Regions from separate parts of the Homo sapiens genome. Here region 2 is linked to region 1. Evidence: chromatin contacts called from ENCODE Hi-C or POLR2A ChIA-PET data. All regions are on one chromosome and are shown on one strand. The core of a region is the stretch at or near the end of the contact, and the rest is flanking DNA. Distances in the headings are between cores, read along the strand shown. Region 1 overlaps CLTCL1 (clathrin heavy chain like 1). Region 2 holds the start of ESS2 (ess-2 spliceosome associated protein).

Region 1 (6,272 bases), core at 1,581-4,080:
CCTCTCTATAATACTACAGCCCTTGATAGCCTTTCTGGCCTACAAAATAAATCTCATAACTAAATCTTTACAGCTGCACTTATGATGTGAGTTGATTAAAATCTGACACAGAATCTCTGATGGTGAATTTTGAAGTGGAGAGGAACCCCAGGTGGCTGGCCCATGCGGAAGCACGCACTCTTACCTCTATGGTGCCTGCCCATGCAAAAGAAGCACGCGCTCCCACCTCTATAGTGCTGGTCCATGCCGAAACACACACTCCCACCTCTATACTGCCGGTCCGTGTGGAAGCGTGCACTCTCACCTCTATAGTGCCGGTCCATCGGAAGCACGCACTCGCACCTCTATAGTGCCGGGCCTGTGCTGCTGCCCCTGCCACAGCTCCTGCTCATCTGGCTTCTACATTATACTTCGGGCAAGTCTTCCCTGATACATGCCCAGATCTGGTTCTCCTGCCACCTTTCTCCAAGCTTTGTTCACCATGATTTGAAGAGTTCAACACATCCTTAGGCCACATGAGACCTTCATAAAATGCCAGCTCCCTTTCTCTGAGCATTGTGTTAAAGGACAGTGTGGGCCAGAGCAGTAAGAGGAGCGCAGGCTCCTAGAAAATGTGAAACTGAGGCTGGGCTCTGAGACAGGCAGGAGCTAATAAGGGAAGGGCTAGATTGAGGTAGAGGAGGTGGTAAGAAGATTGGCATGTCTGGGGAGCAGCCAATGGGCAGGCTGGATGGGTGAAGCGGTACGAGATTGTAACAGAAGATGAGTATCAAGCAGATGTTTTGAATCTGCCTGTGTCCACAGCTACCCCTGGCATAGCCTCACCTGTGCTCGCTGAAGACAGAGTTATCCAGAACTATCTTCTCCAGCAGTTCAATCAGTTCATTAGGCAGGTCGGCTGTCATAAAGGCTTTGACAGTGACCGAAATCTCTTCAGGATCCCGTGTTTCTGACAATGCTGTCTGTACCACCTGGTTTTAAAAAGCATTTGAAAGAACTTGATTAAAGTCAATTCAAGACTGTATCTTTGAAGCTAAACAGAAGGGAAGGACTCCTCCAAGATGGTCTGGAATAGACACAGAGAAAATGGGAGACTTCTTAATGTAACAAAGGAAGGGTTTTCAAAGTTAATTTCAGGAAATTCTGTTTGCTCTGTTTTGACAATTAGTTTTTCTCTCATATCAAATATGCTACAGACTCTTACTCAGCTCCAATGACCAGTGCACCAGGCATTTTGAAATGAATGTCTCCTTTTAGATTTGTCTCTTAAAGCCACTAATAGCAAATATGGCTCCACTTCTCTAATGAAGACACCGCAGGGGCTTCCAGCAGCCTCTTACTAGAAGAGAGCACTGCCACTGCTGTGGCACAGTCCACAGCCAGAGCTGTGGAGCCACGTGCCTTCACACCGGATGACACTCAGAACCACAATCTGAAGGAAAGACCAACAAAAGACTGGCTGTGCCACCCCTCCTCCAATTATAGGTGTCTCACATACAAAAACACTTACAAATAGGGTGGAAAGACAGTTTTCCAAAGAGTACATTTCCCATGCAACAGCAGTTTGGAACGCCAGCACTGTTCTCTTTGCACTTTGGACCAGGCACCTTCAGTGACTTCCAGAATCTAATATTTTTGCCAAGTTTCTGGTTCTCCTCAGGGGTGGGCAACAGCCGTGTATCAATGAGAGGGAAGAGACAGCTCTGGACGGTCTTTCATGGCTAACACAGCCCTCTGACCATGAACTTTCACCTAGCAATCTTGAGGGGCCTTAAAGGAACCTAGGGTCAAGGTCAGTCCAGTCCACCTTTCTGCTAGTCTTTGTGAACTCAATGGTACCATAAGATGCAAAAGTTCTACCTCTGTGGAATTTGTAGTAACTACAACAAGGAGGCTGAAGAGTTTGAGAACAGGAGCTCTCCCAGCAGCTAAGGAACCAAAAGGGTATGCCTGAGGGAAAGGGGCACCAGGACACAGCACAAGTCCATCCAAAGGAGAAGGTACACTTCCAACAGTGACATCTAACTGTCAATTCTTGAAAACCTTGGAGGCCGGCCGCGGTGGCTCATGCCTGTAATCCCAGCACTTTGGGAGGCCAAGACGGGCAGATCATGAGGTCAGGAGATCGAGACCATCCTGGCTAACACGGTGAAACCCCAGCTCTACTAAAAATACAAAAAAGTAGCCGGGCGTGGTGGCGGGCGCCTGTAGTCCCAGCTACTCGGGAGGCTGAGGCAGAAGAATGGCGGGAACCCGGAAGGCGGAGCTTGCAGTGAGCCGAGATCGCGCCACTGTACTCCAGCCTGAGTGACAAAGTAAGACTCTGTCTCAAAAAAAAAAAAAAAAAAAAAAAAGAGTTCGAGACCAGCCTGGCTAACATAGTGAAACCCCATCTCTACTAAAAATACAAAAATTAGCCAGGCGTGGCGGCAGGTGCCTGTAATCCCAGCTACTCAGGAGGCTGAGGCAGGAGAATCACTTGAACCTGGGAAGTGGAGGTTGCAGTGAGCCGAGATCACGCCATTGCACTCCAGCCTGGTGAAGAGCAAAACTCTGTCTCAAAAAGAGAAAAAAAAAAAAAAAGAAAGAAAGAAAACCTTGGAGCAACTTAAATAAATACACACAGGTTGTTTTAAGGGCAAAAATAAATTTCTACCATCTGTTTGAGTCAATACAGGATGCCCCACCTAAGGTTGCCTCAGGACACTGCTCTCAGTAAACTTTTCATAATGAGGTTCCACTCCAGACACTAAAAGCAGCCTCCCTCTGTTATTATGCGCTCTGGATTACAGGAGCATTGCAGTTGAATTTCGCACCAGGAGGTGGCTACAGATATCCAATTACAGCAGAGATAATGAAAGACCAGCAGCTCTACCCAGAAACAGGAAGACAAGAGGCCCCCGCTGGCTCCGGTATGGTGCAGTGTTAAAGTGGCCCTTCCCCAGTACCAACATGAAGTCACCTTCAAGGTGTACCAGGTGGCTGGACTATACCTGGAGAAATGTCTGATGTCTGGGAACCTGGATGTAGAACCCTAGTAGAATATTGTGTTGTTTAATATTTTTATTAGATTTGGATGGGTAAGTCCAAAGTTGAAACAGAGATTCAAAACAACATGACCTTCCATAAATCTCAAAGTATTTCAAAATAAAAAGTTTATTTAAAAAAGTAGTGGCACAGGCTTGAGGAAACAGTGGACAGAAAACGAGAGGATGAAATTCAGTAGAGATAAAGGTCAAATCCAGCCCTCAAGCCTTTCGAAAGCACTGGTCCAGCAGGTTGGCAATGTGTATGAGGGAGGTGGGAGTTTTAACTGGTCCTATTCTCAGGGCTGAAGCCACTTGTTGGACGAGGGTTTTGTTCCAACATTGGTCTTGCCCCACCCCTAAACAGTCTGCCTAGCACCTAGGGACAGTGCTGAGGGCAGCAGAGGCACTATCTGCAAATGTCTGTGAGGCTATAACTGGAGAGGAGGCTCTTCCACAGGGCTGTGGGAAGCCCTCCCAGAGGCCGAGGCAGACTCCCACCTGCCAGGCCATACCCAATAATGACCCCTGGCCCCAGCACTCTGCCCAGTCTCCAAGGAGGTGCTGGATAGTCACAGGGGCATAAAGAGCACCTCAACAAAGGGAAGTCAGCTGAGACAACCTTGAAAGCTACTTCACCTCTGTCCACGAGGGCTGAGCTGGGCCCAGCATGCAGGCATGACACCAGGTACTCTCTTCCTGGGCTGCATATCCCTGCTTTGGATCCAAGGGCCAACTCTATGCCCTTGGCCAGTTAACAGTTCCAAGTCAGCTTACCCTGGGGAATCAAGCTATTTTTAGGCAAGCTATTTCTGCAGGGGAGAAGGTTCGTAAGGACTAAGATGTTTTATTTATTTATTTATTTATTTATTTATTTATTTATTTAATTTTTTTGAGACAGAGTCTCACCCAGTTGCCCAGGCTGGAGTGCAGTGGCGTGCAGTCTCGGCTTTCTGCAACCTCCACCTCCTGGGTTCAAGCGATTCTCCTGCTTCAGCCTCCTGAGTAGCTGGGATTACAAGCATGCGCCACACAGTGTGTTTTCGTATTTTTAGTAGAGATGGGGTTTCACTATGTTGGCCAGGCTGGACTTGAACTCCTGACCTCAAGTCATCCACCCGCCTCGGCCTCCCAAAGTGCTAGGATTACAGGCGTGAGCCACCATGCCTGGCCTATTTATTTATTTTTTTGAGATGGAGTCTCTGTCTGTCGCCCAGGCTGGAGTGCAGTGGCACGATGTCGGCTCACTGCAACCTCCACCCCCTGGGTTCAAGCAATTCTCCTGCCTCAGCCTCCCAAGTAGCTGGGATTACAGGCGTGTGCCACCATGTGCGGCTAATTTTTGTATTTTTAGTGGAGATGGGGTTTCACCACGTTGGCCAGGCTGGTCTTGAATTCCTGAGACCTCAAGTGATCCACCCACCTCCGCCTCCCAAATTGCTGGCATTACAGGCGTGAGCCACTGCCCTCAGCCAAGATGTTTTAAATTAAAAATGAAACCAGTCACTTGAGCCACAATGATGATCGGACGGCAAAATGCAGGTGTGCAGACATACCCATCTCTGTGCCTCACCTGGTCAATTAGCTGTCTCCTGGATGGGTTGGTCTCCTCAAGGACGTGAGCCCAGAGCTCCGGATCCTTTCTGCATACCAGGTAGCGGGCCTCGCTTTTGAACAGAGAATTCTCATTGCACACCTGAAATGAGCACACTCATGTGTGTGACACAGCAGCCAACCAGCGGAAGCTGCTTGGGAGGACACACCCCAATTCGTTCCCTGTGTGCCTGATACTGGTTTGGTGGACAGTCAGGGCCCAGGCAAGACGCTATGCTTTGACATGGGATGAGCAGCATCCTACAGGGTTAACGATGGACTCAAACTACCTCAAAATGCCCTTTCCAAGTTTACAACAACTCCCAGGGATGTGCCACATATCTGGCCAGTAGGACTTCCTGCATTCAGGGACATGCTCTGTCTCCCATTCTGTCTGATACAGCCACTAGCCATGGGAGGCTACTGAGCCCTTGAAATGTGGTGCGTGACAGGAACTAAACTGGTAATTTTTAATTTAGTTAAATTTAAGTACTCATATGTAGCTAGCTTTAAACCATCTGTAAAATGTTATCAGAACAGCCTAGAACTGGTATAAAACAGCACAAACACTGCAATGTTTCAAGATCTAAAAACTGTAAACTGTGCTTTCACTGGTAGATCTGGAGACCTTTTTCTGAATGTTATAACAGATCTCCAAAACACCAACAGTCCACTGGAATGTTCTAGCGTGTGCAGCACTTGCTAAATCCTGGTGAGGATCAGATCTGTTGAGTGCCAGATGCCCGGCACAAGGCTGAGCGGCGTGCACACGTGCTTGCGGATGCAGCGCAGTCCGCCTGTGTATCACAGGAAAAGCCCAAGCAGGCTGGTGTGGCACCAACCTCACAGGTGCCCTATTCATGTCTGGATTTTTAGATCAAATGATTAGGTAGGAACAGTTCATACAATTCAACCTAAACATGTAATTATATGTGGATCCAAGCCTGGGCAGATGCAGGCAAAAGACCTGGGCAGATGTCTCAAGGAGAGGCCAGCAAGAGCTCATTGGTCAGGTGATGGGGAAGGGCTTGTGTAGAGGGTTACCCCAAAAAGGGGGCATGAAGTACAAGGGTACTCGGGACATGAGGCACCCAGGGAATTGCAGGCCTCTCCAGGTGGGGTGGCAAGATGGATGGCTGATCAAGTTCGGGAGTTGGGAAAGGTGGCAGTCCACAGAGGAGCTCACGAGTCAGGCCAAGGAGTTCAATTCTGCCCTCAAATTGCCAGGCAATAGTAAGGACTGTAAGCAGAGGGATGATAAGTCAGGTTCAGGACCAACTGGTCTACAGGTACAATGCATACAAATTGCATGAGCAAGTTCCCAAAAGCTGTGAGAATCACAAGGAAATAATCTCATGACCTGCCATCTCCAGGTGCACAGAAAGCCCTGATCAGCTCCCCACAGGCACACCTTTGAAAGCTTCCCTGGGAGCCCAGGGTTACATGGGCAGCTCAGCACATCTGCTACCCACCTTGATGAGCTCAAGGTCACACTGCCCCCGCTCATAGGCAACACAGGCCAGATGGGGGTCTCGCTTCTCACAGTAGCGGCCCACCACGCTGCTGTCATAGTAGGCATTCTCTCTCAGGAAGCACTCGGGGCTGTTGTTGCTGTCGATGTAGATTTTAGCCAGTGCATTGTGAGTGGCAGGC
Region 2 (6,272 bases), core at 1,444-3,943, 73 kb before region 1:
CCAGCCTGGGTGACAGAGCGAGACTCTGTGTCAAAAAATTAAAAATAAAATGAAATTAAATAAAATAAAATGTCTTGTGATGAAAAACCAAAGCCAGGCTGGAAGCCACAGAGCACCAGTGGTGTTGTGACTTCACACTGGCAGGTCAAGAAAAGTTTCTCTGAACAGGTAACACCTATGCAGAGATCTACAGGAAGAAACACAGTGAGCCATGCAGTTATCTGGGAAGTGACCAACATGAAGGAAACAAATGGAGAGGCCCTGAGGCATCTTCAGGATAGTAACAAAAGGGGCCTTCCAACATCCATGAAGCCCACAGGGCAGGGCTGGAACACAGCAGAAAAGCCAGCAAGAGCTGGTGAGAGTCCCATTTCACAGAGGCGAGCCATGTGTGGGAGCTGGACCCAGATGTTCTACCACCTAGACCAATGTCCTTTGACTTCACAGGCTGCTATTTACGCAAGACCCCTCAGGAACAAGATGTGGCCTGCAGCCCTCTGGACCACCCCCTCAGGGCCTCACAGGCTAAGATTCCCAGGCAATCCTGACCATGTGACTTAAAGAGGGCACCCTCACTCACCATCCTCCAGGCCTCGGCCGCGGGGCCTGGGCTTGTTGCCCACCACTCCAGTGCCTGCATGCACCTCAGGGGTTTCAAATGTGGCTGGAGTCACATCTAGGGGAAGAGAGGGGGATAAGAATTAGAGTGAGCCTGAAGCGACAGTTCAGCAGGCTTTCCCCTCTCCGCCACCCACAGGGTCCTCATACAGGGTGGCGGGGGCTCCCGGGACATCTTGCCCAAGGCAGAGCCAAACTTGATGGCAATCTGGCGCATCCGTTCCAAGTCTCCATTCTCCTCGGCTTCCAGGTACTCCTTCTGTGCCTGGAGCTTCTCCACATCAGGAAAGAAATCCCTTTGGATGACCGTCTGGAGGCCCTGCAAGGAGAGATCAGAATGAAAGTCAGAGGCCAGGCGCGGTGGCTCACACCTGTAATCCCAACACTTTGGGAGGCCAAGGGAGGTGGATCATGAGGTCAGAAGTTCAAGACCAGCCTGGCCAACATGGTGAAACCCAGTCTCTACTAGAAATACAAAAATTAGCCGGGCGTGGTGGCAGGCACCTGTAATTCCAGCTACGTGGGAGGCTGAAGCAGAAGAATCGCTTAAACTCGGGAGGCGGAGGTTGCAGTGAGCCAAGATCACACCCCTGCACTCCAGCCTGGGCGACAGAGCGAGACCGTCTCAAAAAAAAAAAAAAAAAAGAAAAAAGAAAGTCGGAGCTGCAGTCTGGGTGCTCCTGCCTCACAGGTCCACTGCTGTACATGCTAAGGAACTTGCTGAACCTCCTTCAAATTCTACTTCCCCAATGACTGGGGCTGGATTGAGGGAGCTTGAGGGCACTTTCTAGTGGGGTTGAGCATCCCATATGGTAGCCATGCTGCAACCTCTAACATTACTAAACACTCTTCTGAAGTCCGTGAAACCCTTCTCTCTCGCCCTTGCTAACTGGTCATTCTCATTCTCCATTGCTGGCTCCCCACAAGCCAGACCAATGTGGGTGTTGTCACTTTCATTCCACACATGACTTTCTATTTCCAATCTAAACCTTTCTCCTGGCGGGGCATGGTAGCTCACGCCTGTAATCCCAGCACTTTGAGAGGCCAAGGCGGGCGGATCACCTGAGGTCAGGAGTTCGAGACCAGCCTGGCCAACATGGTGAAACCCCACCACTACTAAAAATACAAAAATTAGCCGGGCGTGGTGGCGGGCACCTGTAGTCACAGCTACTCGGCAGGCTGAGGCAGGAGAATGGCTTGAACCCAGGAGGCAGAGGTTGGTTACAGTAAGCCGAGATCGCGCCACTGCACTCCAGCCTGGACGACGAGCGAGACTCCGTCTCAAAAAATAAAATAAAAATAAACCTTTTTCCTGAGTAACTTCAGCCAGTCACTACCACAAGTTGAGATTCCCAAGTCTGCACCTCCAGCCAGACCTTGCTCCCGAGCTGCATATCTGGGCACCCAACCGTCCGTTAAAGCCATCCATCTACATATCCCAAAAGGTGTCCCGAATTAAACAGGTCTAAAACCAAACTGACTTCCGCCAATCCCCGTTTCAGCTCCTCCTTCTGTGTGCGTGTGGTGGGGCGACGCAGGTCCACTCACTCGAGATGCTGTCACAACTGCGGTCTCTTTCCAGGAACCCCAGCATTCACACTTGCTGCCACCGCTCTTTAGAAAGCCCTCTTTGCCACCATCCTTCCAGTTTGTCAAACTCCTACTCACACTTTAACAGAAAATCTTCTTTCCCTGACCCCCGTCCCATACAAAGAGAGCCGCTCTCTCTTTTCCCTGACAACACTACTACAGCCTCTTCCACCACAGACGTCTTCCTCTGCCCTGTTTACTTGACTCGTGGGACCGTCCACACCCGGCTCCTCCACTTCCACGAGGAGACGGAGTGTCAACACCCGAGAGAGGGAACCTGAGAGGAGCTTGAAGCAGAGGATGGGCCCAGAAGTCGCCGGCGTCCGCACCGAGGTCGTACCTCGATATACTCTTCCTCGTCCAGGACCCGCTGCTTGCTCGTCGCAGCCCCAGCCTCTCCCGCCTCGCGCTTCCTCGGGGGCCTGGACGCGGCGGGAAGCAACAAGGACGACGCTGATGCGCCCGGCGTCTCCATCGCTATCCCAGGAAAAAGCTCGGGCCCAGCAGGCGCGTCACAGGGTGGAGGGGGCGGGACTGCACCATTTGCGCAGGCGCCTCCAATAGTTGGCCAATGGAAAAGCTGTGGCTCTAGAAAGCCAGCCCGCGCTCCGTTCTGACGTCACTATAAATGCTAGACTTTATTGGAAATGTAGTCCTTGTCCTGCCCCGCGCTATTCATGCTTGTCAATGCTGTGAACACGAGGGGGTGCTGTGGAGGTGGCGGGGAGGATGCTATAGGGCGTGTTCTTCACGCGAGAAATTCTGGCTTTGCAGCGTCCAAAGGCCTTAGAATTCTAATTTCCCACAAATAAGAACTATGTATGCTTCGAGATTATTCTACAAAAATACAAACCAGGAAATTTACTTATATAGGAGTTTCAAGCTTTATGCAAGAAAAGGGCCTTAAAACAATTTTTTTTTTGAGACGGAGTTTCGGTCTTGTTGCCCAGGCTGGAGTGCAATGGCATGATCTCGGCTCACCGGAGTTCCCGGGTTCAAGGGATTCTCCTGCCTCAGCCTCCCGAGTAGCTGGGATTACAGGCATGGGCCACCACGCCCGGCTAATTTTGCATTTTTAGTAGAGACAGGGTTTCTCTATGTTGGTCAGGCTGGTCTCTGGATTACAGGCGTGAGCCACCGCACCCGGCCAAAACAATCTTTTTTTTTTTTTTATAGTTATCTAACAAAAGGTGAAAGAACAAGACAGTGGTTCGATTAAGAAATGTCTAAAGATTATTCTGTAATCCCAGAACTTTGAGAGGCCAAGACAGGCGGATCACCTGAGGTCAGGAGTTCTAGACCAGCCTGGCCAACAAGATGAAACCCCATCTCTACTAAAAACACACAAAAAAATTAGCTGGGCATGGTGGTGGACGCCTGTAATCCCAGCTACTCGGAAGGCTGAGGCTGGAGAATTGCTTGAACCCAGGAGGCGGAGGTTGCAGTGAGCTGAGATTGCACCATTGCACTCCAGCCTGGGTAACAAGAGCAAAACTCTGTCAAAAAAAAAAAAAAGATTATTGGGCCCCCAAATGCCAGAGTGGGCTTCCCAGAAGAGGGATCATTCTCATTCAAGACCAGGCACGGTGGCTCACGCCTGTAACCTCAGCACTTTGGGAGACCCAGGCAGGTGGATCACTTGAAGTCAGGAGATTGAGACCAGCCTGGCCAACATGGTGAAACCCCAACTCTACTAAAAAAAAAAAAAAATACAAAGTGGTGGTAGGTGCCTGTAGTCCCAGCTACTTGGGAGGCTGAGGCAGGAAAATCACTCAAACCCAGGAGGTGGAAACTGCAGTGAGCAGAGATTGTGCCACTGCACTACAGCCTGGGTGACAGAGTGAAACTCTGTCAAGAAAAAAAAAAATTAATATTCAAGTGAACCAGAAAATTGCCTCGGCATTTTTAAGGAATTTCTTCCCAAACGAAAGATGTGAATTGTGTTGGACAAATAAATTCCGCCCTGGAACAATTTAATACAATTTTGCTTTTGCAACATACAGGGATACCTTCATTCACTGAAGTGCAGCGTGCTGCTGCTGCCCTTGTAGAAGTGACAGTGCAATGGGGAAGACAGAGACACTTGTTAGATCATCACACAAACAGGTGTAAAATTGCAGCTGTGTCCGTGCAAGAAAAGAGTTTGTACTTGGGGAATCTTGACCTAGTTCGGGAGGTCAGAGAAGCTTCCCCAGGCAGAAAGTGATTGCAGATTCAAAAGACGAACAAACCGGCAACAGTCAGGTGGAAAGAGCATGTGCAAAGGCCTAGTGGTGGGAGGGAGCAAGGCAAGTTCTAAAGAAGTCCTTTGGAAATGCAGAGTGCAGTGAGGTGTGAGATGATGCCAGAGAGGCAGGGCCAGGCTGCACAGGGCCTTGTAGGGTATGGTGAGGTGGTTTGTCTTCATTCTGAATTGAAGGGGCAGGCCAGGCACAGTGGCTCATGCCTATAATCCCAGCACTTTGGAAGGCCTAGGCCGGCGGATAGTTTGAGGTCAGAAGTTTGAGACCAGCCTGGCCAACATGGCAAGACCTCATCTCTACAAAAAACTTTTCAAGTTAGTCGGGTGTGGTGGTGCCCACCTGTGGTCCTAGCTACTCAGAAGGCTGATGGGGGAGGATCGCTTGAGCCCAGGAGCTGGAGGCTATAGTGAGCCATGATTGCACCACTACACTCCAGCTTGGGTGATGGAGCGAGACCTTGTCTCAAACCAACCGACAAACAAAAAAGCAGAGCCAGTGTGGTGCAGGTGGACAAGATTAGAGACAGTTGCAGTGGTCAAGGTGAGAGGTGACGGTGGCTTACATCAGACTGGTGCAGTTAGAGCTGGAGAGATTCTGGGATTTATTGATTTATTGATAAACAGTAAAACTGACTTCCTGTCAGCCTGGGTATAGTGGATGATCAGGAGAGGGAGGGGTCCAGGGACCAGTTTCGGGTGGGCGGCTAGCTCTCTGGCTCATGTGCCTGGTTTGCACAGAAGAGCTCACTGTGGACAAGGTGACCTTAAGGAGTCTGTGGGCTTCAAGGGGACAGCTGGAGATAAATACCTGGCTCAGGGGAAGTGCCTGGCTTGAGATGTAAATGTGGCAGAAAGATGGGAATTGGAGTCTGAGGGTAAAAGATAAACCGGGAAGAGGGTGAAGATGAGAAGCGAGCGCCTGGGTGTGAGCGTGAAGGATGCCTATGTTAATAGCCTGCTGTGGGGGGTCAGCCTGCCAAGGAGCAGCTAGAGCTCAAGAAGCAAATTCAGGAGAGCAACACAGCCACTGAGCCCTGGAAGGTGGCGCTCCACAAGCTCTGATCGGGGCTCCCAAAACAATGACAGATGGCCATTCAACCAAGGAACTCAAGGGGCCTGGAGCCTGTGAGATGCGAGTGTCCCCAGCTGCAAGGGAGCTGACTGGGACACGGGCATGTCCACAGGTAGTCTGTTCAGTCCCCAAGGGCAAGACCAGGGTTCAGGGAGAAGGGCTTTGTGTGCATGCTAGGGGTGGAGGCGGGGATGCTAGGGACACCCAGCAGTGTCAGGGCAGTTCTGACTGGGGACACCATGCTTGCTTGGTGTTATCCAAGCTGGCCAGCCTTGGGGTGTCTGGGGAGCTGCAGCCCTGGCTTCTGCAGTCCTGCTTTTAGAGATGGACTTCATCTCTTGCAGGTAGAATGGCCCCATTCCCTGCAGGGCCTGTAAGGAGACAGAACGAGGTGCTCAAGCCAGCTGGGGGTGGGGATGTGAGATGCTTTGGACCCACTGTAGGGCCTACTTGGGGAATCTAAGGCTTCTTTCCACTGTGCCTTTTGCCATGGGCCAGGATAAAGAAGGGGAGGGCAGGCATCTTCCCAGGCAGCAGGGGCGGGGTCTCCCCAGTCCAACCTCCTCTTGCCCTACCCTAGGATGGCACAGATTGCTGTGAGGGAGTCCGAGCCCACAGCATGAAAACCCCAGGAGGAAGCAGGGGACCCTCACCCATGGGCAGGTTCACAGTAGCCTAGAGGCCAGGGCTGGACCCCAGGGGTCCAAGGCCACCATCCGTGGAGCAGTCCCCTCTGCTGGGGAGCACCCT

The links. A loop is a pair of places that touch in the nucleus more often than their neighbours do. ChIA-PET counts read pairs that join two places held with the same protein, here RNA polymerase II (POLR2A). Pooled maps may share reads with other maps.
Region 2: a loop to region 1 is called in a map of K562, with 4 times the contacts of the local background. The contact joins the promoter of ESS2 here to the enhancer-like site in region 1. A Hi-C loop is called at or near these places in 4 of 168 maps with a recorded cell type or tissue (K562, cardiac septum, heart left ventricle and 1 more) and 6 of 50 pooled maps. POLR2A ChIA-PET finds 5 or more read pairs at or near these places in 5 of 52 experiments (CD8-positive, alpha-beta T cell, H1, K562 and 2 more).

The regions. Positions count from the first base shown.
Region 1 is chr22:19,215,286-19,221,557 of GRCh38, forward strand. CLTCL1 (clathrin heavy chain like 1) reads right to left here. Exons shown (of 33, transcript NM_007098.4): 17 at 6,092-6,272; 18 at 4,600-4,722; 19 at 826-971. Among named protein-coding and RNA genes, the nearest start is that of SLC25A1, 40 kb to the left of the region's middle. RefSeq lists an enhancer at 2,433-3,170. Within about 2 kb of position 2,831, at least 5 of the 41 ENCODE cell types and tissues checked have a DNase peak (open chromatin) inside an H3K27ac peak, as active enhancers do.
Region 2 is chr22:19,141,958-19,148,229 of GRCh38, forward strand. It overlaps ESS2 (ess-2 spliceosome associated protein), which reads right to left and starts at 2,694. Exons shown (of 10, transcript NM_022719.3): 1 at 2,549-2,694; 2 at 769-937; 3 at 581-676. The coding sequence starts at 2,683. It overlaps GSC2 (goosecoid homeobox 2), which reads right to left. Exons shown (of 3, transcript NM_005315.2): 3 at 5,036-6,272. RefSeq lists an enhancer at 1,763-2,269.